2 separate regions of the Homo sapiens genome follow, and region 1 is linked to region 2. A link is an interaction called in ENCODE POLR2A ChIA-PET data of the cell type or tissue named here. Cell type or tissue: K562. All regions are shown on one strand. Links, peaks and the distances in the headings refer to the core of each region. The heading gives the core; the rest is flanking DNA. Region 1 overlaps NAV1 (neuron navigator 1). Region 2 overlaps LMOD1 (leiomodin 1).

Region 1 (12,414 bases), core at 1,849-9,848, 340 kb after region 2:
ACAAAAATGAGCTGGGCGTGGTGGTGTGTGCCTGTAGTCCCAGCTACTCAGGAGGCTGAGACAAGAGAATTGCTTGAACCCAGGAGGCAGAGGTTGCAGTGAACCAAGATCATGCCACTGCACTCCAGCCTGGGTGATAGAGCGAGACTCCATTTCAAAAAAGAAAAAAAAAATCCAATCTTTTAAATTGTACAATTGATTTGTTTTTAGTATACTCACTAAGTATGCAACCATCACTACTAATCTCAAAACATTTTCACCATCAACAAAAGAAACCCATAACTAATAGTTGTCACTCCCTATTTTTCCTGTCCCCAGCCCTACCAACCCCTAATTTACTTTCTGTCCCTGTGGATTAGCCAAAACTCATACCTGGGTGTGTGGCTCACACCTGTAATCCCAGCACTTTGGGAGGCTGAGGTGGGAGGATCACTTGAGGCTAGGAGTTCAGACCAGCCCGGGCAACATAGCAAGACTCTGTCTCTACAAAAAAAAAAAAAAAATTAATCAGCTGGGTGTGGTGGCACCTACCTGTAGTCCTAGCTACTCAGGAAGCTGAGGTGGGAGGATCGCTTGAGCCCAGGAGTTTGAGGCTGCAGTGAGCTATGATTGTGTCACTGCACTCCAGCCTGGGCAGCAGAGCAAGACCCTATCTCTTAAAAACAAACAAACAAAAACTCATATGAATAAAATCATACAATACGTGGGCTTTTGTGTATGGCTTTTTTCACTTAGCAAGATGTTTTCAAGATTTATCCATGTTGGAGCATGTGTCAGCACCTCATTCCTTTTTACAGCCGAATAAGATTCCACTGTATGATATATCACATTTTTGTTCATCCATTTATCACTCATTAGCTTATTTCCACTTTTTTGGCTATTATGAATTTTGCTGCTATGAACATTTGTGTACATATGTCTTCAACTCTCTTGAGTATATCTCTTGAGTACATACCTAGAAGTGGAATTGCTGGCTCAAGTGTATCTCATCTCCATGTTTAACTTTTTGAGAAATTGCCAAACTGTTTTCCAAAGCTGCTGCGCCATTTTACATTTCCACTAACAATCTCTGAGAGTTCCAATTTCCCCACATCCTTGTCAACACTTGTTACTGCCTGTCTTTTTTATTTTAGCCATCCTAGTTGTGGGGAAGTGGTATCTCATGTTCCAATTTGCATTTTTCCTGATGATTATTGATGTTGAGCATATTTTCATGTGCATATTTTCCATTTGTGTATTGTCTTTGGATAAATATCTATTCAAATATTTTGCCTACTTTTAATTTGAGTTTATTGTTGAATTTTAAGCATTCTTTTTTGTTCATTCGTTTGTTTGTTTGAGGTAGGGTCTCCCTGTGTTGCCCAGGCTGGAGTGCAATGGTGAGATCTTGGCTCACTGCAACCTGTGCCTCCTGGGCTCAAGCTATCCTCCCACATCAACCTCCCAAGTAGCCAGGACTACAGGCACACCACCATGCCTGGCTAATTTTTGCATCTTTTGTAAAGATGAGGTTTTGCCGTGTTTCCCAGGATAGTCTCAACCTCCTGGACTCAAACAACCCACCCCCCTTGGCCTCTTAAAGTGTTGGAATTACAGACATGAGCCACCATGTCCAGCAATCATTCTTCATGTATTCTAGATACTAGACCCTTGTCAGATATGTGATTTACAAATATGTTTTCTCATTATTTGAGTTGAGTTATTCACTTTCTTGACAGTATCATTTGAAAAATAAAAGGTTTCTGTTTTTTTTTTTTAATGTGGTAAACTACACATAACATAAAGCTTATCATCTTTGTTTTTCTTTCTTTGAGACAGGGTTTTGCTCTGTTGCCCAGGCAGGAGTGCAGTGGCACAACCGTGGCTCACTGCAGCCTCAATTTCCCATGCTCAAGCCTTCTTCCCACCTCAGCTTCCTGTGTAGCTGGGACTACAGGTGCGCACCACCACGCCTGGCTAATTTTTGTATTTTTTGTAGAGATGAGGGGGCGGGTCTTGCTATATTGCCAGAGTTGGTCTCAGATTCCTGGGCTCAAGTGAGCCTTGGCCTCCCAAAGTGCTGGGGTTACAGGCGTGAGCTACTGTGCCCAGCCTAAAACTTACCATCTTAACTGTTTTAGATGCACAGTTCAGAGGTGCTATGAACTGAAATGTATATCTCACACCCTCCAAATTTGTGTTTTGAAGGTCTAACCCACATAACCTATAGTGTGGTTATATTTGGAGATAGGGTCTTAAGAGGTAATTAAGGTTAAATGAGATCATATCAGTGGGGCCCTAATTCAATAGGGTGAAAAGAGAAAAAGATACCAAAGATCTCTCTCTCTCCCCCTCTCCCTCTCTCCTTCTCTCCCTGCTCTCTGTCTTCCCTTCCTCTCCCACCCCCATGTGTGCCTGCCCACTGAGAAAAGGCTGTGTGAGGACCCAGGGAGAAGGCAGCCACCTGTGAGCCAGGAAGACAGACCTCACCAGGCACCAACCTGAGCCCCTTGATTTTGGACTTCCAGACTCCAGAACTGTGTGAAAATAAATTTCTGTTGTTTAAGCCACCTAGTCTGTGGCACTTTGTTATGGCAGCCCAAGCAGGCTAATACAGGTGGTATTGATTAAGTATAGTCAAAGTTTTGTGCAACTGTCACTACCATCTAGCTTCAGAACTCTTATCATGTTGCAAAACTTAAACTGTACCCATTAAAAAATAACTCTCCATTTCTCCCTCCCCCGGCCCTGGCAATCCCCGTTTTACTTTTTGTCTCTAGTAATCTGACTACCCTAGGTAACCCAGAGAAGTAAATCACAGACTGTCTCTTTCTGTGGCTGGTTTATTTCACTTAGCATTTCATCAAGGTTCACCCATGTTGTAGCATATATGAGAATTTCCTTCCTCTGTAAGGCTGAATAATATTTCATTGCATACCACATTTTGTTTATCTATTCATCTGTCAACAGATACATGGGTTGCTTCTACCTTTGGCTATGGTGAATAATGTTGCCATGAACATGAGTGTACAAATATCTCTTTGAGATTCTGCTTGCAAATTCTTTTGGGTGTCTACTGAGACGTGGAATTGCTGAATCATATGGCAATTCTATTTTTAATATTTTGAAGAACTGTCATACTGCTTTCTATAGCTGTTGCACCAATTTACATTCCTATCAATATTGCACACAGATTCTGTTCCAATTTCTCCATATCATCGCCAATGCTTGTTACTTTCTGTGCTTTTGATAGCAGCCATCCTATTGGGTGTGAGGTAGTATCTCCTTTTGGTTTTGATTTGCATTTCTTAATAACTAGTGATGTTAAGCATCTTTTCATATGCTTGTGGTCCATTTATATATATTCTTTGAAGAAATGTCTATTCAAGTCATTTTCCCATTTAAAAAATCAGTTTTTTTTGTCATTGTTAAATTGTAGAAGTTTTTTATATTTTCCACATACTAGACCCTTATCAGATATAAGATTTGCAAATTTTTTTTCCTAATCTGTGGGTTGTCTTTTCACTTTCTCAATATTTTCCTTTGAGGCACAAATGTTTTTAATTTTGTTGAAGTCCGATTTGTCTATTTGTGTGTGTGTGTGTGTCTGTGAATGAAGAGCTTCTCAGAGCCTTTCCTATGTTCATGTAGATCAAGATTCCAAAAGACAGATGATCTTACTGCATTTCCACAACTTAGCTGACCACAGAAACCTAGTTCTGTGCCTCCCCCATCATCGTATTCTCACAGAATAATTTGCAAGTCACAGAACACACTCTGAAATGTTCTGCTTTAAGGGTTTTCAGTACTCCATGAAAAACCCTTCAGCAGAAGATGAGTCATCACACGTTCAGAACCCTAAAACCAGAATAGATCCAGCCCAGTGCCTGACTTCAGGGATGAGGGCCCAATGACCTGCCCAAAGCTTGGGAGACTGGGGAGAAGATCAGGCCCCTGCGAAAACTACCCGAATGGGGAACTCAAGACAGGAAGCATTTGTCTTATTAGTTGTGCATGGGGTTGGGGCTGGGTGGGAGGACCTTGGTCAGTTGCTTCCAGAGTGAGGATTTCAGGCCCATCCTTCACTCATGTGAGCCTTTGGTTTGGAAAGGCAGGGGCCCTTCTCCTCTCCCGTGGGATGCCAGGACTTGGGCTGCCTGCCAGTTGGTCAAGAGCTTCCTTGATTCCCTGCTTTGCTGTCTGCTCCGGACTCTCCCCAAACCCCTTTCTCTGGATGACTCAGGGGCAGATGAGTGAACTGAGTGAAAGAGCCAGAATCCAGGCCTTGGTGGAGCATCTGGACTGGCCCAGCCTGTCAGCAGGGCTGATGGGCTAAGCTCTGGGCGGTTTCTTATGGATTCAGAGGAGATTCTAGAAACAGACTGAGGAGGGCTTTCATAAGGCTGCCGTGGGCTCTGCTGGACACAGGCACATCACAAGCTGGAACCAGCTGCTGAGATAGCAGCTGTATTCCATCTCCAGGATTTGGTTTACCAAGATGAAAACAAGATCCAATGCCTGACAATTATACAACTTTTTCTTTGAGAGTCTGCACACACATCTCAGGCAATCTCAGTCACATGGGAGACCAGAGGGGCAAAAAAATTATTTCTCATTCACTCCTTCCTAACACATTATGACTCTGGAGAATCTAAGTGGTTAGAATCCAGATTCTTTGTTTTTATAGCTGCATATAGAGTAGGTTACATTTCCCCCTCTATATGCAGCTCTGTCTTGTAAGGAACCATTAGATGGGCAGTCCCTAAAAACATGGTATCATGAAAAAGAGCAATGGTTTTACAGTCTCATAAATGTGGGTTTGAATCTAGAGTCCTCCAGGTACTGGATGATTGACCTTGGACCACTTCTTTCACATCTCTGAACTTGATATTGTTCTTACACTTAAAGTGGAAATAACAACACATGTGAAAGATCTGGCACATATCAGTGGTTCCATAAATGCTAGTGTCCTTCCCAAATTGCATTGTACAGAAAAATCATCACAGGTGATGGAATTTCTCAATTGGAAAGGATCTTGGAGATGATCCAGTTGGATTCTTTAATTTTTCAGAGGACGAAGTTGGAGTACAGAGAGAGTAAGTGACTTGCTGAAGGACACGCTGCAAAGTGAGATTGCTACATTCTACTCAATCCAAGTTTCCCTGGGAAGCTGAAGGTCCTGACTGGCTCCTCTCCCCCAGGCACCAGCACTGCTCTTCTTAAGCTATTTACATGCTTTATCTTGAGGCTTGAGTTTTGACCAGTGGAAGCACTATTGGCCATGAGAATAGAAGACCGGAGGTTTACACAGTTACTCCAGGGAGCTGGCAACTTCAACAGCTCCTTATTTATTTCCATGGCTTCCTTGGGAAGAAAGGAGAAAGAGGATTTCAAAGGCTCAAAAAAGGTCAATTGTTTGCCCAAGGACACCCAGCAAGCTTGTAACAGAACCATTCCAGGGCCCCAAGTGCCACCCTCTGTCCCAGAGCCATTCCTACCAGCTTCAGCTGCCTCCTTCACCCACTCAGAGATTCCTATCTCCAGCAGGGAAGGAGTTAATGCCAACCTCTGTTGGCCTCTGCAGGTGCTGCTCTTGAGAAAGAGCCCCTTAGCAGAGTCTACAGATAATGGGAGCGGGAGAGATAACGAGCTTTTTGTCTTAATTGCAGATGGGAAAAAGGGTTGGCTTGTTGGAGGGCTTGGACAATTAACACAGCTGGGGTACAGGGCCTGATGAGCCCTGGATGGGGCCTTGCCCCTGCTGTCTCCTCTCCGACAAGCACAGCGATCAGGGCTATTATACCAACACGGGCGAGCCTGACGCAGCGTGAGCCCAGCCGAGGCACACAAAGAAATCAGCCAGGCAGGGAGGAGGCTAAGAAATCACCAAATGGGCCAAGCCCCAGAGGGTGTAGAGCCGCCATGGTTGGCCCCACTCAGACACCTGGACAGTCAGAAGATGGGCTGAGCTGCACAATGCCAGGCCTTGGGTCCAGCCCTCAGGGCTATGGCAGCGGATGCTGAGGGATCCCGTATACACAGTAGCCTCCTGTAGCCTCTCCAAAGACTAGGGGAACAGGGAGCAGCAAGGATGACAGTTAAGATCAGAGAGTGGGGTGTGATTGGATCTCAGAAGGAGAGCAGTCTGCTTGGGATCCTGTCTAGCTTGTTGAAGGGTGTAATAGACCTGGCTCCTAGCCAGCAGCTTTGCAATCAGCAGGCAGGGGCTGTTGACCAGGCTGGGACTGGACCTTAGCACTTTTCTTTCACTAGGTCCCCAGTGCTCTCCCACTCTCCCATTCCCGAGGACAGGCTTCCTCACGTAAGCCCACCTCTCTGAGATACCAGACACTGCAGAATCATGCTCCCTTGTTGGATTTCCTCACCCCTTGGCCTCTGGGCCTGTCCTGGACCTTTCCTTCCCATCCATTCCTCACCATTCCCCAGCTCTTCTCTGTGTGGGGGAGCTGGCTGGCTGATTCCTGTAGGCTGACTGTCCCAGGGTCCTGAGTCAGCTGGTTTCTGGCTGGCTTCTGCCCACAGGAGGCACTGGAGGAAAGGAGAAGCCAGGGGATTCCTCTCTCTTCCCCTCTACCTCAGGAGGTGTCATAGCAATATCCAAGTCCCTTTGGAGGCCCAGCCCTTCCCATACTGGTCCTGTGTGCTTCCAGATTCCCAGGATCTTGGTTGCCTCTGCCTGGGAGTGGCAGCTGCTTCCTCCCCTGTTTGACTCGTCAGCTCTTCTCTCTCTCATGTAGCCAGTTCTCAGCACTAAATTTCCTCTCTTGCAAATATGAAAAGTGGTTTCTGGTAAGAATGACTGATACAAACTCATGACTGGCCTTTCCTTGCCCTTCTCAGTCTCATTTGTGGTGTCCTGCATGGCTCCTCTTTTGCTGACCACTTGTGAAACATGGCAGCTCTGTTCCTGGTCTGTTTGTTTGTTTGAGACGGAGTCTCACTCTGTCACCCAGTCTGGAGTGCAGTGGCGCGATCTCAGCTCACTGCAAGCTCCGCCTCCCAGGTTCACGCCATTCTCCTGCCTCAGCCTCTCGAGTAGCTGGGACTACAGGCGCCCGCCACCATCCCCAGCTAATTTTTTGTATTTTTAGTAGAGACGGGGTTTCACCGTGTTAGCCAGGATGGTGTTTCTGGTCATTTTTAAAAAAATTCTTAGAACCTTATCAGGGAGCTTTATTATTTTTTTCTTTTTTGATACAGAGCCTGGCTATATCGTCCAGGCTCGAGTGTAGTGGTGCAATCTCAGCTCACTGCAACCTCTGCCTCCGGAGTTCAAGTGATTCTTGTGCCTCAGCCTCCAGAGTAGCTGGGATAACAGGCGCCCACCACGACACCCGGCTAATTTTTGTATTTTTAGTACAGACAGGGTTTCGCCATGTTGACCAGGCTGGTCTGGAACTCCTGACCTCAGGTGATCCGCTCACCTCAGCCTCCCAAAGTGCTGGGATTATAGGCATGAGCCACCGCGCCCGGCCGGAGCTCTGTTTTTAACTACTGATTCTATGTAATGACTCTCAAATCTGCCTCTCTCTGGCCTTAACTTCTCCACTGAGACACTTGTCCACCTGACATCCTTACTGGGATGCTCACAGACTCCGCACAGTCAACACAGCTAAACTCCGTTTCTTTCTTTCCCTCTCAAAATCTGATGCTCATTTTCTCAGATGGGGCTACTAAGCCAAGGCGTTAAGCTCCTCCTTTCTCCCACATCCATTCCAACCTGTGAATCTTGTCTCCTAAATCTCTCTCAAGATTATCCCTGCAACCCATCTCCACCACCACTGCCTGTGTTCAACCCTCACTCGAACCGTAACAAAAACCTGCTCGCTGGTCTCTCCACTCCCTGCCCTGTCCATCCCAGGATGACTGCTCAGAAAGCCTTTAAGGGTAAGCATGGCAAACAACTCCTTCTATGATCCAGTCTCTACCCCATTCCCTACCTCTGCTAACTTCTCCTGTTTTGTCTTCCTTTCCCTATGCCATGCACCGGCCCCCACGAACAACCTGCAGTGAGTACTCTGCCCCTCCTGTTGTCTGATGCCTCTATGCCTTTGTAGCTGCTGTGTTGCCTGGTGGGATGCCCTTTACCATCGTGTCCATCCAGAAATCCATTTATCTTTCAAAGTTTAGCTCAAGCATAACCTACCTCCTCTAAGAAACCATTCTTCCCCCAACCCCATCCCAAGTAGGGCGATGACTCCCACCTCCTTTAAGCCTCCAGAATATCTCATATTCTTTTTTTTTTCTTTTTTAAGACAGTCTTGCTCTGTCACCTAGGCTGGAGTGCAGTGGTGGGATCTCGGCTCACTGCAATCTCTGCTTCCTGGGTTCAAGCAATCTCCTGCCTCAGCATCCTGAATAGCTAGGATTACAGGCGTGCGCCACCACGCCCAGCTATTTTTTGTATTTTTAGCAGAGACGGGGTTTCACCATGTTGGCCAGGCTGGTCTCGAACTCCTGACGTCAAGTGATCCACCCGCCTCAGCCTCCCAAAGTGGTGGGATTACAGGCATGAGCCATCACTCCTGGCTGAAAACCTCATGTTCTAAATACTTGGATGGTATTGATCTATTTGTTTGCTAGGCTTTGAACTCTTTGAGAACCAAAAAAAAATTTTATTTGTCTTTATGGGCTGGCACAGAACAGGTGTTCAAGAAAAATTCTGGAAGCTGGAGTACTGTGATTGTTAATTTTAGCTGTCAGCTTGATTGGATTAACGGATACCCAGGTAGCTAGTAAACATTATTTCTGGGTATGTCTGTGATGGTGTTTCCAGAAGAGATTGGCATTTGAGTCAGTGGACTGAGTAAGGAAGATCTGTCTTCACCCAATGTGGGCAGCCACCATCTAATCTGCTAAGGGTCCAGGCTGAACAAAAAGGCAGAACAAAAAAGTGAATTTGCTCTCTCTCTCCTGGAGCTGGGACAGTTTTCTCCTCTTGCCCTTGGACATCAAGAACTCCAGGTTCTCTGGCTTTTGGATTCTGGGATTTGCGCCAGAGACCACCCTTCCCCCCAGTTTCTCAGGCCTTTGGCCTTGGGCTGAGAACTACATCATTGGCTTGCCTGGGTCTGAGGCCTTTAGACTTGGACTGAGCCATGCTACTGGCTTCCCTGGTTCTTCAGCCTACAGACAGCCTATCATGGGACTTCTCAGCCTCCAAAATCACATGAGCCAATTCCCATAGTAAATCCCCTCTCGTGTATCTATTTTTATATCTTATCGGTCTGTTTCTCTGAAGAACCCTAATACAAGTACTTTTCCTTATTCCTCCCAATAGTTGTACTTACAACTAAAAACCCTGGACATTATATATAAAGCAAACATAAGAAGACTCTGAAAGGTGGAGATAAAAAGGTAGACTGAGGCCAAGCACAGTGGCTCATGTCTGTAATCCCAGCGTTTTGAGAGGCCGAGGTGGGTGGATCACTTGACACCAGGAGCTCAAGACCAGCCTGGCCAACATGGTGAAACTCCATCTCTACTAAAAATACAAAAATTATCCAGGCGTGGTGGTGCATGCCTGTAATCCCAGCTACTCGGGAGGCTGAGGCATGAGAATTGCTTGAACCCAGGAGGCAGAGGTTGCAGTGAGCCATGATTGTGCCACTGCACTCCAGCTTGGGTGATAGAGTAAGACTCTGTCTCAAAATAAAAAAAGGGTGGATGAAGTAGGGACCTTGGGACTCAAGGAACAACATGGCGATGAGGTCTCTGAGTTCATTTGTTTGTTTTTTTCTTCATAAATTCCAGACTTGGAGCTGAAGAAGTCATCAACCCAGAAATGCCAATGGGTGCAAACAAAAGAAGCCTCAACAAAAGCCTGCTTTCTCCAGCCAAAGGCCAGGAAAGTGGCAGCCCAGAAAGACAGAACATTTTTTTTTTTTTGAGACTGAGTTTTGCTCTTGCCGCTCAGGCTAGAGTGCAACGGTGTGATCTTGGCTCACTGCAACCTCCGCCTCCCAGGTTCGAGCGATTCTGCTGCCTCAGCCTCCCGAGTAGCTGGGATTACAGGTGTGTGCCATCATGCTTGGCTAATTTTTATATTATTAGTAGAGATGGGGTTTCACCATGTTGGCCAGGCTGGTCTCGAGCTCCTGACCTCAGGTGATCCACTCACCTCGGCCTCCCAAAGTGCTGGGATTAGAAGTGTGAGCCACCATGCCCGGACCAGAAAACTTTTAGATGATAGTTGTTCAATGATAAAGTTTGAATGATGATAGTTGTTCAAACTTTTAGATGATAGATAGTTCACTCCAGCCAAACGCCATAGGAAAAATTGTGCTCCCACTTTCATCCAGGGCAGCGAAGGGCAAGTGGGGAGCCTAGAGTTCACCTTCACCAGGCCATGATGAAGTGCCCAACAACCCCACTAGGGTGGTGTCAGAGAAGGCTGAGTAGCAAGCCCAAAGTTCCATCCCCTCCTCCTGGTAATGAGGCCATTCATTATCAGTGGAGCCCATATGCGGAGCCTGGACTTCCACCCCCACCTAGCAGTAATAAGGCACCCTTCCTGCTTCCCACAGTGTGGTATAAGAGGAGGCCTAGTGGAGAGACAGAACTTTCATCATTACCCAGAGATAAGCCACCCTCAGCTCAGTTCCCCTGGAAACCAAGCAGGGAGCTGGAACTCCTACCCCTAGCCCAGGGGTAATGAAGAACAAAGAACAGAAGCTATAAAGAAGAACCAAATGGAAAATTTTAAACTGAAAAATACAGTAACTGAAGTGTTGATCTCAGTGGATGGGATCAACAGTAGAATTAAGGAGAACAATCAGAGAACTGGAAGATAGAACAATAGAAATTAACCAATATGAACAACAGAAAGAAAATAGACCAAAACAAAAAGCAGAGCAGATTCTTAGGGGCCTGTGGGACTATAACAAAAGATCTAACTTTCGTGTTATTGAAGTTCTGGTAAGAGAAAAGAAAGAGGATGGTGCTGAAAAAGTACTCCAAGAAAAAATAGTTGAAAACTTTGCAAAGTTGGCAAGAGACATAAACCCACAGATTCAAGAATCTGAGCAAATGCCAAACAAGATAGACCTAAAGAAATCACAAATTAAGCATCTGCGAGTTAAAGACAAAGAAACAATCTTGAAAGCAGGAAGAGAAACAGGAAACCTTAATCTACAGGTGGAAAGGGTTCAAATGACAGTAGATTTCTCATTGGAAACCACGGAGGACAGAAGGAAGTGGCACAATATTTTTCAAGTGCTGGGGGGAAAATAAAAAGAACTGTCAACTCATAATCCTATACCCAGTAAAAATATTCTTCAGGAATAAAGGGGAAATCAAGAACATTCTCAGATGAAGAGAAACTAAGAGACTTTGTTGCCAGAAGGACTACTCTAAAAGAATAGCTAAAGGAAGTTCTCCAAACAGAAAGGAACAGAATAGAGAATCCAGAAACAGACCCACACAAATATGCCCAACTGATTTTTGACAAAGGTGCAAAAGTAATTTAATAAAGGAAAAACAGCTTTTCCAACAAATGGTGCTGGAGTGATTGGACATCCATAGCCAAAAAAAAAAAAAAAAAAAAAAAATCTAAGTCTCAGGCCTTATGCCAAAGTTAACCCAAATGGATTGTGTGTTTAAATGCGAAACATAAAAATATAAAACTTTGAGGAAAAAATATTTTAAAAATCTTTGGCAAAGAGTTCTTAGACTTGATAACAAAAGCACAATCCATAAAAGGAAAAATTGATAAATTAGACTTCCTCAAAATTAAAATGTTTCATTCTGTAAAAGACCCTGTTACAATGTTACAAAAGACATACAGAGTAGGAGAAAATATTTGTCAACCACATATCCAGCAAAGAACCAGCACTTATAATACAGAAAGAGCAATCAAAACTCAACAGTCAGGCCAGGCATAGTGGTTCACTCCTGTAATCCCAGCACTTGGGAGGCTAAGATGGGAGGATTGCTTGAGGCCAGGAGGTTGAGGTTGTGAGCTGTGATGGCACCACTGCACTCCAGCCTAGATGACAGAGCAAAACTCTGTCTCAAAACAAAACAAAACAAAACTCACCAAAAACCAAACAATTCAATTAGGAAATAGGCAAAAGACATGAAGAGATATAGCACCAAAGAGATGTCTAAATAAGCACGTGAAAAGAAATTCAAAATCATTAGCAATTAGAGAAATGCAAATTAAAACCATGAGGAGATATTACTACATACATATTAGAATGGCTACAATTTTAAAGCAATGACAACACCAAATGTTGGTGAGATGCAGAGAAACTGGATCATTCATACATTGCTGGTAGAAATGTAAAATGGTACACCCACTTTGGAAAGTGATTTGGCAGTTTCTTAAAAAAATTAACTTGCAACTAACACGTGACCCAACAACTGTACATCTCAGAGAAATGAAGAGTTATGTTCACACAAAAACCTCTACAC
Region 2 (12,414 bases), core at 2,066-10,065:
GGATTCATCTGTTCCAAAGATGATGACTTAGAGGCATATCCCATTTCATGGCCTCTTCTCATTCCTAGCCTTACCTACTCTCAGTATGGACTGACTTCTCTTCCACTCAATTTTCAGGCTTTACTTGTAATTTTCCTCTTTAACTTATATGTTACTATGGTTATTGTGAACATTATCCTCAATTCTCATGCTCAGTCCTCCCCAACCTTCCATCACCCCTAGCCTGAATGAAAGTAACCATTTAGCAATTCTATTGTGCATCCAAGCTACTGAACATACCCAGCAGCCTCAGATAGCACTATATTGGTGCCTCTGTGGATTAAAACCCTATAACCTCAGCCAAGCCCTCAAAGCTGCCCAGAAAACATCTACACTCCTTCTTCTCACTCCTCTGGGACACTATTCTAAAAATTAGTTTGTTTTTTTTTGATACAGGGTCTGGCCCTGTCACCCAGGTTGGAGTGCAGTGGCATGATTATGGCTCACTGCAACCTTGCCTCCTGAGCTCAAGTGATCATCCCACCTCAGCCTCCCAAAGTGCTGGGATTACAGGCATGTCCCACCGTGCCCAGCCAGCCTTTCTTTACAAACTCTCTTGTCCCATCTCTCTTTTCACCCTCAACAGATGATCTAGCCTCATATTTCGTGGAGACACTTGAAGCCATCAGATGAAAATGTCTTCAAATTTCTCTTCTGTCACCTGAAAACTTGTAAGCATCCATGTATGCAAGTTTTCGCCTTTCTCTCCCTTTTTATATGCAAGCTTTCTCTCCCTTTTTTTTTTTTTTTTTTTGACAGAGTCTCATTATGTCGCCCAGGCTGGAGTGCAGTGGCACCATCTCAGCTCACTGCAACCTCCTCTGCTTCCTGGGGTCAAGCGATTCTCATGCCTCAGCCTCCTGAGTAGCTGGGATTACAGGCACGCACCGCCACGCCCAGCTAATTTTTGTATTTTTAGTAGAGACGAGGTTTCGCCATGTTGGCCAGGCCGGTCTCGAACTCTTGCCCTCAAGTGATCCATCTGTCTTGGCCTCCCGAAGTGTTGGAATTACAGGCGTGAGCCACCGAACCCGGCCTTCCGTTTCTCTTTTATCCCATGGAAAGGATATCCCTCTTCTGTCCCAGACTATTACCCAAACCCACTTTTTAGAATCTTTTCTCTCCTGCCTCCACACGACCTTTGCTCCTTTAAACATCTCTCTCTCTCTTCAACATTCCCTTTTACTGGCTCTTTCTCCCCAATTCCCACATTCTCTCCTTTCCGTCTTAGCTAAGCTGTAGGAAATGGCATCCATGCTCACTATCACCCTGGACGTCTCTGCCCCCGCACTGCACAGACATCAGCCTTGATGAGGTAACTGGGGACCTCCTTGTTGCTTTATCTGAACACACCTTTTAGTCTTTATTCTATTTGTTTACTTTGTGGAATTTAACCACTCTGTCATTCTTTTAAACACTCATTTCCCTCGGTGCCAATACAGCACATTCTCCTTGTTTTCCTTTCATCTCTCTAGCTGTTCCTTCTTAATCTCCTCTGTGAGCAGCTCATACTCTATTGCCTAAATATGATTGTTTAGGGCTCTGCCCTTCCTATGCAGTCTTCATGGCTACCTTCATCCAACCCCATGGATTCAGTTATCCCCGTATGCTCTCTTTCTATCTCTGGCCTAGATCTCTATTTTGAGTTCTAGATCATTCAGTTGTCTCTTGGACACCTCAAGTGTCTCAAATTCAACTGGTCTGCAAATAAATTAATCATCGTCACCCCACCCCACCCCTAAACCTGTTTTTCCTCCTGTGTTCTGCACTTTGATGAATAGAAGTACCATTTAATCAGACACCTACATCATAACCCTGGGCTGTCCTGCTCCAATCCCTCTCCCAGTGTCTCCAGACTTTCCTAGTGATAGGATCCTGTTGTTTCTGCCTCTATGATCTCTCTGAACTCTGCCCCTCCTCGCAATTCAACTTCTATTACTCCCATGCATATCACTTATCAACTAGAAGAACGTCACAGCCTCCTAACTGATCTCCCAACCTCTCTTCTCGTGCCATTGGAATCCATCCTCCCCACAGTTGACCTTCCCTGTGTAAAAGCCTTCAATTACTCAGTGTAGCTTCCGTGATCAAATTCACACTTCTTAGCATGGCTTAGAAAGCTGCTGATGTTCCAGTGCCTTCCTATTTCTCAAGCTACGAATACTCTTCTCCTTGACTCTCACCCTACAGTTGTACTTGACCATTGGTTCTCCAGAGCGCCAGGCTTTATCTTGCTTCCTCTGTGCCTTTGAACATATTGTCGCCTCCAACTGGGATGCCAAGCCTAGCCAACCCTCATTCCTCTTTCAAGGCTCAACTCAGGTGACACTTTCTCTAGAGGCTTTCCGGACCCCCCCAGCCTAAGTTGTGTGCTCCACCTCTGTGTTCACAAAGCACCTCCTGCAAGTTCTGGCACCTCCTGTTCCATTCGCATGTAACACATCATTTCAGCATTGTCTGTTTCTGTGCTTTTCCCAAACTTCTTAAGGGTGAGGGCTGACTCTTATTCATCTTCATGTCCCCAGCAGTGAACACAGTCCCTGGCTTAATGGATGCCTGTTGAATGAATGAAGGATGAGGAATTTACAAAGGCAGTTCTATCATACTTGATTGAATCTACAAAATTTGTAATTCATCTATACCCTTCTGAGACTATTTGAAAATATGATTTTGTATCCAACTTCTCAAATGAAGAAAGATTTGGCAGTGATCCTTTTTTATCCTCTTTTTAAAAATAACCAATTAAATCAGTCTAAAATTTACACTCTGAGGTCTGAATTGTTGGGATAGATCACTGCCATATTTCCCCTTCAGTTTAAACTTGTTCCACTTTTTCTTCATTTCCTTGCAATTCTGTCTTCCAGCTCTGTAGTAACCTGAGATTACAGACTAACATATTAATTCCACTTGCCAGGCGTGGTGGCTCATGCCTGTAATCCCAGCACTTTGGTATGCCGAGTCAGGTGAATCACCTGCAGTCAGAAGTTTGAGACCAGCCTGATCTACTAAAAATACAAAAATTAGCTGGGCGTGGTGGTGGACGCCTGTAATCCCAGTTACTTGGGAGGCTGAGGCAGGAGAATCACTTGAACCCAGGAGGCAGAGGTTGCAGTGAGCCAAGATCACGCCACTGCACTCCAGCATGGGCAACAGAGCCAGACTCCGTCTCTAAATAAATAAATAAATAAATAAATAAACAAATAAATAAAGTCCACCTATGATCCCTGGGGCCACAGATAGACCCTAAAGAAAATATTAATTATATTTTTGCAGGCCGGGTGTGGTGGCTCATGCCTGCAATCCCAGCACTTTGGGAGGCCAAGGTGGGCGGATCACTTGAGGTCAGGAGTTCAAGACAAGCTTGGACAACATGGCAAAACCCCGTCTCTACTAAAAACACAAAAAAGTTAGCCAGGCATAGTGGCACACACCTGTAATCCCAGCTATTCAGGAGGCTGAGGCATGAGAATTGTTTGAACCCGGGAGGCAGAGGTAGCAGTGAGCCGAGATCACGCCACTGTACTCCAGCCTGGGCAACAGAGGGAGACTCTGTCTCAATAATAGTAATAATATTTTTGCTGATAATTTGCTCTATATGCACCCAGATAAGGCCTTTAGCTCCCATCATCTGGATTCTTCCATAAAATATCTGGAGAAGTTCAGCAGCATTGCCTCTAGATCTAGGAAAAGTAATACAGCTCTCCTAGAGAACTTGCTATAAGCAGATTTCCCTTTGGATCACACACACAAGAGCAGGAGAGGGAGTGGCCCTCTTCACAGCACTCACAGAGCCCACCCCTTTGGGAGGCCCAGTGCTTGGGTATGTGGCTATGATGGCCTGGAAGTTATCTGGATATACCAATTCTGCAGCTGGGTCGACACAGACTTGCCTTTCTGACGCCCAAGTAGTGAGGCTGGAGCAAAGGAGGAGCAGAGCTGGGATTAGGTCCTTGTAGGCAACTGATCAGCTTTTCTCAGCCAGGCTTCTGTAAGAGAATTAAGCGCTGGAAAAAATGAATTGAGAGACTATATCCTCAATTCCCCCGTCTTAGTCCATTTTGTGCTGCTATAAAAAAATACTACAGACTGTGTGATTTATAATGAAGAGAAGTACATTTTGCTCATGGTTTTGAAGGCTGGGAAGTCCAAGATCAAGGGCCTGTATCTGGTGAGGACCTTATTGCTGCATTATCCAATCCATGGCAGTAGGCAGAAGGACAAGTGAGGGCCAAAGAGAGCCAGGAAGTTGAAATTGTCCTTTTATAACAAACCCACTTCCATGATAATGGCATTAATCCATTCATGAGAGCAGTGCCCCCATGACCCAAACCCTTTCCATTAGGCCCCAGCTCCCAACATCACTGCACTGGGGATTGAGTTTCCAATGTATGAACTTTGGAGGACACATTCCAAACACAGCACTCCCAAAGATTCTAGCTGGTCCCATTCTGAATTCATAGGGAAGAAATTAACTCTATATAATGGATGCCTTAGGGCAGTAAGGGCTTAAATTGTCTTCTGAAATTCCAGTTGTCAAGGGCTGACATTGCGCCATTTTGCTTACACTGAGTTTCCTCAAGGTGGATCATCTCACCTACCCCAATGGCAGCATCTCTTCCACTTGCTACTTAGTGATAACCCACTTGTCCCATGTCCTCAACTTCACTGAAAAGTATAACAAATTCTTCTTTTTTTTTTTTTGTTTTTTTTGTTTGTTTGTTTTTTGAGATGGAGTCTAGCCCTGTCACCAGGCTGGAGTGCAGTGGCGTGATCTTGGCTCACTGCAACCTCTGCCTTCTGGGTTCAAGCGATTCTCCTGCCTCAGCCTCCTGAGTAGCTGGGATTACAGGCACACGCCACCACACCCGGCTAATTTTTGTATTTTTAGTAGAGATGGGGTTACACCATGTTGGCCAGGATGGTCTCAATCTCCTGACCTCGTGATCCTCCCACCTCGGCCTCCCAAAGTGCCGGGATTACAGGCGTGAGCCAAGTATAATAATTTTTAAATCACCAAGAAAATATCTAATAATGATCCCAGAGTACTAAAGACTCAAGTGTTCCAGTGGTCAAAGTTCTTTCAGGTTGGGAGGCTTTTGGTTTTACTTCCAGTCTCTGTAATCTTTGCCTTAAAAGCAGGAGAAGGGGGTGATACAAAGAACACAGACATGATATTTCTAAATTTGTTTTATTTGAAGAAAAGTATGCTTATAATGTAATAAGGCTCATCATAGACAGTATGCAAAACGTGGGAAAAAAAGGAAAATAGCCAATAATTCTTTGTCTTAGCTAAAGATATCAGCCATTGTCAATTTTCTTGTTTGTTTGTTTTTGAGACAAGGTCTTGCTCTGTTGCCCAGGCTGGGGTGCAGTGGTGCAATCTCAGCTTACTGCTCCCACGTGCCACCACTCCCAGCTAATTTTTTTGTATTTTTTGTAGAGACAGGGATTTGCCATGATGTCCAGGCTAGTCTCAAACTCCTGGACTCAAGCAATCCTCCCTCCTCAGCCTCCCAAAGTGCTGGGATTACAGTTGTGAGCTACGGCTCCCTGCTTCAGTTTTTTCTGAGTGTATAATTCTGTATGTATTTTTCTTTTTGTAGTTGAGATCATTTAATGCACAGCCACATATTCACATAAATTGTGTTCCCTACCTTATTTATTTATATTTTTGCTTATCATATTATAATTGCTTTTCCCATGTCACTAAAATTCTTCCTAAACATTGTTTTCAGTGGATGTCATCATAGTCTATTGTATGGCTGTGTTGAACCATTTGCCTATATTTGGACATTTACATGGCTCCCAATAAATACACTTTCCAAGGCCCTAAACAGATCCCCAGAGCCTCAGCACGGGCTCCTTCTCTTGGCCTTTGGCGCCCATCCCCAGAGAGATGGAGTCAGCCAAACAAGATGATAAACAGAACAGTTAACACACTGCTTCCCCAGCTGAGCCTTATGGGCTGATGGGTGAAACAAAGCCCCTAAAAGAGAAAAAAGACTCACTGGGCACTGGAAACGCAGAGACTTATGGTCAGCTCACAGCACAGACACTCCATAGCCCAGAGAAACATAAGGCCACACATGTTATTCTTTTAGAGGATCAAGTTCCTAATATTGGACCATCTGCCAAGCAGAGCAAAGCCCCACCTCCCTCTCGCTTTGACTCCCTGTGGGGAAATGTGTCGGTTTGTATGCAGTATAGATAGAGCACATATGCCTGGTTTTTCTTCCTTTGGGGAGGAAAAAAATGTTACTACCTAAAAAGAAAACTGGCTGGGTGTGGTGGCTCACACTTGTAATTCCAACACTTTGGGAGGCTGAGATGGGAGGCCTGCTTGAGCCCAGGAGTTCGAGACCAGCCTGGGCAACACAGGGAGACCCCGCCCCCCAGTCTCTCCAAAAGAATTTAAAAATTAGCCAGGAATGGTGGTGCACGCCTGTGGTTCCAGCTACTTGGGAAACTGAGGTGGGAGGATCACTTGAGCCTGGGAGGTTGAGGCTGCAGTTAGCCATGATCACACCACTGCACTCCAGCCTGGGCACAAAGGAAGACCCTGTCTCAAAAAAATTTAAAAAATTAAAAATAGAAAAGAGAAAGAGATTGAAAAAAAAAAAAACAAGCCTCCAGCCTTGAAAAATTTCAGGTCTTGGGTGGATGTCAAGAAGAGAAGGTCAACTGGTTCATCCTCCTGCTTCTACAGGGCCCTACCCTAAAAACATTCCACACCAATACCAAACCATAACCAAATGGTCATGCAAAGTAATTTTCCCCTTCCAAGAAAAATGGAAAGTGTCTTACTCCCAGAAGCTTGTAGGTAAGTACTTAGTTGCTGTCTTAGAACATCACACAATATGCCCCAGCTCATCCATGCGCAATAAAAGCAGAACCTAATGCCTTGGGTCTGAAGATTTATGGGCTTCCACATACGTTATCTCTTTTGATCCTTGCTTCAGCCTTATAAGGTAGACAGGGGAGGTAAATTTTAATCTACTTGACAGGTGAAGAATCTGAGGCTTAGAGAGGTCACCAGCTGGTGGCCAAGGAAGATCTTTTTTTTTTTCTTTTTTTTTTGAGCTGGAGTTTTGCTCTTGTAGCCCAGGCTGGAGTACAGTGGCACAATCTCAGCTCACTGCAACCTCTGCCTCCTGGGTTCAAGCAATTCTCCTGCCTGAGCCTCATGAGCTGGGCTTACAGGTGGGCGCCACCATGCTGGCTAATTTTTGCATTTTTAGTAGAGACAGCGTTTCACTATGTCGGCCATGGCTGGCCTTGAACTCCTGACCTCAAATGATCTGCCCGCCTCAGCCTCCCAAAGTGCTGGGACTACAGGTATGAGCCACCACGCTCAGCCGGAATATCTTGAACTCTTTTCTTTGTCTCTCTCTTTTTTCTTTTTCCAGAGATAGGGTCTTGCTCTGTCACACACACTAGAGTGCAATGGTGCAGTCATAACTCACTGCAGCCTTGAACTCCTGGCTTCATCCTCCGGCCTCAGCCTCCCAAGTAGCTACGACTGCAGGCACATGCCACTATGACTGGCTATTTCTTTCTTTTCTTTCTTTCTTTCTTTCTTTCTTTCTTTCTTTCTTTCTTTCTTTCTTTCTTTCTTTCTTTCTTTTTTTTCTTTCTTTCTCTCTTTCTTTCTTTATTCTTCCTTTCTTTCTTCTTTCTTTTCCTTCCTTCCTTCCCTCCCTCCCTCCTTCCTTCCTTCCTTCCCTCCCTCCCTCCTTCCTTGCTTCCTTCCTTCCTTCCTTCCCTTCCTCCCTCCTTCCTTGCTTCCTTCCCTCCCTCCCTCCTTCCTTGCTTCCTTCCTTCCTTCCTTCCCTCCCTCCCTCCTTCCTTGCTTCCTTCCTTCCTTCCCTTCCTCCCTCCTTCCTTGCTTCCTTCCTTCCTTCCTTCCTTCCCTCCCTCCCTCCCTCTCTCCCTCCCTCCTTCCCTTGCTTTCTTTTTTTTTTTTTTTGAGACAGAGTCTTGCTCTGTCACCCAGGCTGGAGTGCAGTGGCGCTATCTCGGCTCACTGCAAGCTCCGCCTCCCGGGTTCACGCCATTCTCCTGCCTCAGCCTGCTGAGTAGCTGGGACTATAGGTGCCCGCCACCGCTCCCGGCTAATTTTTTTTTTTTTTGGTATTTTATTAGAGATGGGGTTTCACCGTGTTAGCCAGGATGGTCTTGATCTCCTGACCTCGTGATCTGCCCGCCTCGGCCTCCCAAAGTGCTGGGATTACAGGCGTGAGCCACTGTGCCCAGCCTCTCTCTTTCTTTTCTTTTTCTTTCTTTTCTCTTTCTTTCTTTTCTTTTTCTTTCTTTTCTTTCCTTTTTCTTTTTCTTTCCTTTCTTTCCTTTTCTTTCTTTCTCTCTCTCTCTCTCTCTCTCTCCCTCCCTCTCTCTCTCTCTCTCTCTTTTTCTTCTTTCTTGTTGAGACAGCATCACACTCCCGGTCACCCAGGCTAGAATACAGTGGCACGATCACAGCTCAAGGCGACCTCGACTTCTAGGCCTCATATGATTCTCCCACTTCAGCCTCCTGAGTAACTGGGACTACAGGCGTGCATCACCACATTCAGCTAACGTTTTGTATTTTTAGTAGAGATGGGGTTTTGCCATGTTGCCCAGGCTAGTCTCGAACTCCTGAACTCAAGCAATCTGCCCCCCGTTGGCCTCTCAAAGTGCTGGGATTACAGGCATGAGACACTGTGCCCGGCTACAATTAAAAACAATTTTTTTTTCAATAGACAGGGTCTCACTATGTTGTCCAGGCTGATCTCAAACTCCTGGTCTCAAGGGATCCTCCTGCCTCAGACTCCTGAGTAGCTGGGATTACAGACTTGAGCCACTGTGCTGGCTCTGAACACTTTCTTTTGACCTCAAGTTGCAACAAACTGTGCATAACTTAATAGAAAAAATAATCTGTCCCTCCAGCCTTCTTTTTGGGCCTCCATCTGAATGGGAGATGCATCTCTTTGTTCAGCAGTTATGAAGCATCCACTGTGTGTCAAATTCCAGGATGGGTGTTGCTCAGTCTTGGTGGCCCTTTCAGCAGCAGCTTTCCTGTCACCGTGCTGCACTCTGGAAACCCTCTGCACTCTGAGATGGGTACTGGCCATGCTCCAGCGCTGCCCTCTGGGAGACCCTGGGGAAGGGCTGTCAAGAGTCACTCCTGGCCTGGCGCAGTGGCTCACGCCTGTAATCCCAGCACTTTGGGAGGCCGAGACGGGTGGATCACCTGAGGTCAAGAGTTTGACACCAGCCTGGCCAACATGGTGAAACCCTATCTCTACTAAAAATACAAACGTTAGCCGGGCATGGTGGTGCGCACCTGTAATCCCAGCTACTCGTGAGGCTGAGGCAGGAGAATTACTTGAACCCAGGAAGCGAAGGTTGCAGTGAGCCGAGATCGTGCCACTGCACTCCAGCCTGGGTGACAGAGTGAGACTCCATCTCAAAAAAAAAATTCACTCCTTTAAAATACCCAATGCAGTGTTTTTAGAAAAAAAGCAGTATTCAGTATATTCGGCAAATATACTGAATATAATAGTGTATTATATATATTATATTATATATAACAATATTATATTCAGTATATTCAGTGTGAATATATATTCAGTATATTCACAAAGTTGTACAACACCACTACCTGATTCCAGAATATTTTCATCAGTCCCAAAAGAAACCCCACAGCTATCATCAGTGACCCTTCATTTCTCCTCCCACCAGCCACTGGCAACCGCTAATCCATTTTCTGTCTCTACAGATTTGCCTATTCTGGACATTTTGTGTACATGGAATCGTAAAATATGTGGTCTTTCAGATCTGGCTTCTTTCAGTTATGTTTTCAAGGTTCATCCATGATAGAGCATGGTACTTTATTCCTTTTAATGGCTGAATATTATACCATTTTAATGAGGTATGACATTTTGCTGAGTCATTCTTCAGTTAATAGACTTTGGGTGCTTTCCATTTGGGGGCTAATAGGAGTAATGCTGCTGTGAACATTTGTGTGGAAGCTTTTTGTGGACATATATTTTCAATTCTCTTGGGTCTGTATTGAGGCATGCAATTGCTGGGTCATGTGGCAACTCTATGTTTAACTTTTTGAGGAACTGCCAGACTGTTTTCCCAAGTGGTTGCACTATTTATATCTTACCAGCAACATACAAGGGGTCCAATTTCTCCACATCCTTGTCCACACTTATTATTGTCTGTCTTTTTGATTATAGACACCCAATAGGTGTGAAGTATATCTCATCACGGTTTTGCCAATCTCAAAGGGCATGGATTTTGTTTCATTAAATAATGTGGTGATTTTCTTTTTCTTTTTTTTTTTGAGATGGAATCTCACTCTGTCGCCCAGGCTGGAGTGCACTGGCATGATCTCAGCTCACTGCAAGCTCTGCCTCCCGGGTTCACGCCATTCTCCTGCCTCAGCCTCCCGAGCAGCTGGGACTACAGGCGCCCACCACCACGCCTGGCTAATTTTTTGTATTTTTAGTAGAGATGGGGTTTCACTGTGTTAGCCAGGATGGTCTCGATCTCCTGACCTCGTGATCCGCCCGCCTCAGCCTCCCAAAGTGCTGGGATTATAGGCATGAGCCACTGCATCCGGCCATAATGCGGTGATTTTCTTGACCTATTCTGTAAGTCCCTTTCCTCTTCCTGATAACTCACTTTTCAGAGTCACCATATTTACTCCCGTGGTTTTCATTGCTACGTATACACCAATGACTCCCAAACCTACCTGTCAAGCCTAGATCTCCTTTCTGAGCCCCAGATCTTTTTTTTTTTTTTTTTTTTTTTTTGAGATGGAGTCTCACTCTGTCGCCCAGGCTGGAGGGCAGTGGTGCAATCTCAGCTCACTGCAACCTCCACCTCCTGGGGTCAAGCAGTTCTCCAACCTCAGCCTCACGAGTAGCTGGGACTGCAGGCTCGCACCACCATGCCCAGCTAATTTTTGTATTTTTAGTAGAGATGGGGTTTCACTATGCTGGCCAGGCTAGCCTCGAACTCCTGACCTCGTGATCTGCCCGCCTCAGCCTCCCAAAGTGCTGGGATTACAGGTGTGAGCCACTGCGCCCAGCCCAGATCTTTATTAATGCCAACCTGTTAGGCATTTAAATTTTGTCATGGCCAAAACAGTTGATCATCTCAAGTGCCACCCTCATCTCCCCGCTCCATATTCCCCGCCATGGTTATAAGCATCACTCTCTAACCAGGCAACCAAACTGGAAATCAGGGAGTCATCCTCCACTTCTCCTCGGCATTGTCCACTTCACTGAATCTTATTAACTGTACCCTAGAAATGTCCATGGAATGCATCTCCACTCCTCTGTGTTCACTGCTCAGCCTGGTCCAAGATCTCATCATTTCCTTTCTTTTTTTCTCTTCTTTCTTACTTTTTTATTTATTTATTTATTTTTATTTTTAGAAACAGGGTCACACTATGTTGCCCAGGCTGGTCTCAAACTCCTGGGCTCAAGCAAGCCTCCTGCCTTGGCTTCCCAAAGTGCTGAGATTACAGGCGTGAGCCACCGCGCCCAGCCTCCCACCCCCTATTCTATATTCGCTGGGTCCTGCACTGTGTAGAGGCCACTTGGCCTCCTTGATTTAATGGCTTGACATCCTTGTTTGCTCCCTGTCTTCCCAGTAGGTCTTGGCTTTTCTTTCTCCCTTCCAGTAGAATATCCAGACCCACCTCCTAATTGTCCTTGAGCTTAAAGACTCAGCTTACTCCTCAGCTATTTCTCAACTATGATTGACTTCCTCAGCAAGCAAGTGGAATTCTGGTCTCTGTGGCCTTGGCATAGGAAAAACCGGTGTCTCCAAGGGCCTCAGCTGCTAAAAGGGAGCTGCATTTAGGAGTTGTATTGACCCTGTAGCATGATGTCTTTCCAGAACAATTCACAAGGCCTGGGAAAGTATGTCATTTTACTGGGGTAGTAATCCCCAGTCAGAGAGTCAATGGTGGGTGGGAGGCTGAGGCGGGCGGATCGTCTGAGGTCAGGAGTTCAAGACCAGCCTGGCCAACATGGAGAAACCCTGTCTCTGCTAAAAATACAAAAATTAACCAGGCGTGGTGGTGGGTGCCTGTAATCCCAGCTACTTGGGAGGCTGAGGCAGGAGAATCACTTGAACCCCGGAGGTTGAGGTTGCAGTGAGCCAAGATCATGCCATTGCACCCCAGCTGCCTGGGTGACAAGAACAAAACTTGGTCTCAAAAAAAAAAAAAAAAAAAAAAAAAAAAGAGAGAGAGCCAGTGGCGGGTGGAGATGGCATTGAAGCCAATATATTCCTTCTACTCTTTGAAGTCCTGGGCTCTTCTGGAGACTTTAGGAAGACACTGAAAAAGGCTGCTTACAATAGTTTAGTGGCCAG

Evidence for each region. ChIA-PET counts read pairs that join two places held together with the same protein. Peaks named below come from ENCODE experiments on the same cell type or tissue, not always from the same donor. Only the 100,000 strongest peaks of a DNase experiment are listed, where the experiment ranks them.
Region 1: POLR2A ChIA-PET joins it to region 2 with 9 read pairs; 2 of 35 experiments call an interaction of 5 or more read pairs at or near these places.

What each region holds. Positions count from the first base shown.
Region 1 is chr1:201,576,608-201,589,021 of GRCh38, reverse strand. It overlaps NAV1 (neuron navigator 1), which reads right to left. Exons shown (of 34, transcript NM_001389617.1): 2 at 373-483. Among named protein-coding and RNA genes, the nearest start is that of NAV1, 44 kb to the right of the region's middle. In K562, for the core only: a CTCF peak has its summit at 6,514; DNase peaks (open chromatin) are centred at 6,171 and 6,524.
Region 2 is chr1:201,919,915-201,932,328 of GRCh38, reverse strand. All of the region lies in intron 1 of LMOD1 (leiomodin 1), which reads left to right. Among named protein-coding and RNA genes, the nearest start is that of LMOD1, 20 kb to the left of the region's middle. In K562, for the core only: no CTCF peak of the experiment used is centred there; a DNase peak (open chromatin) is centred at 6,957.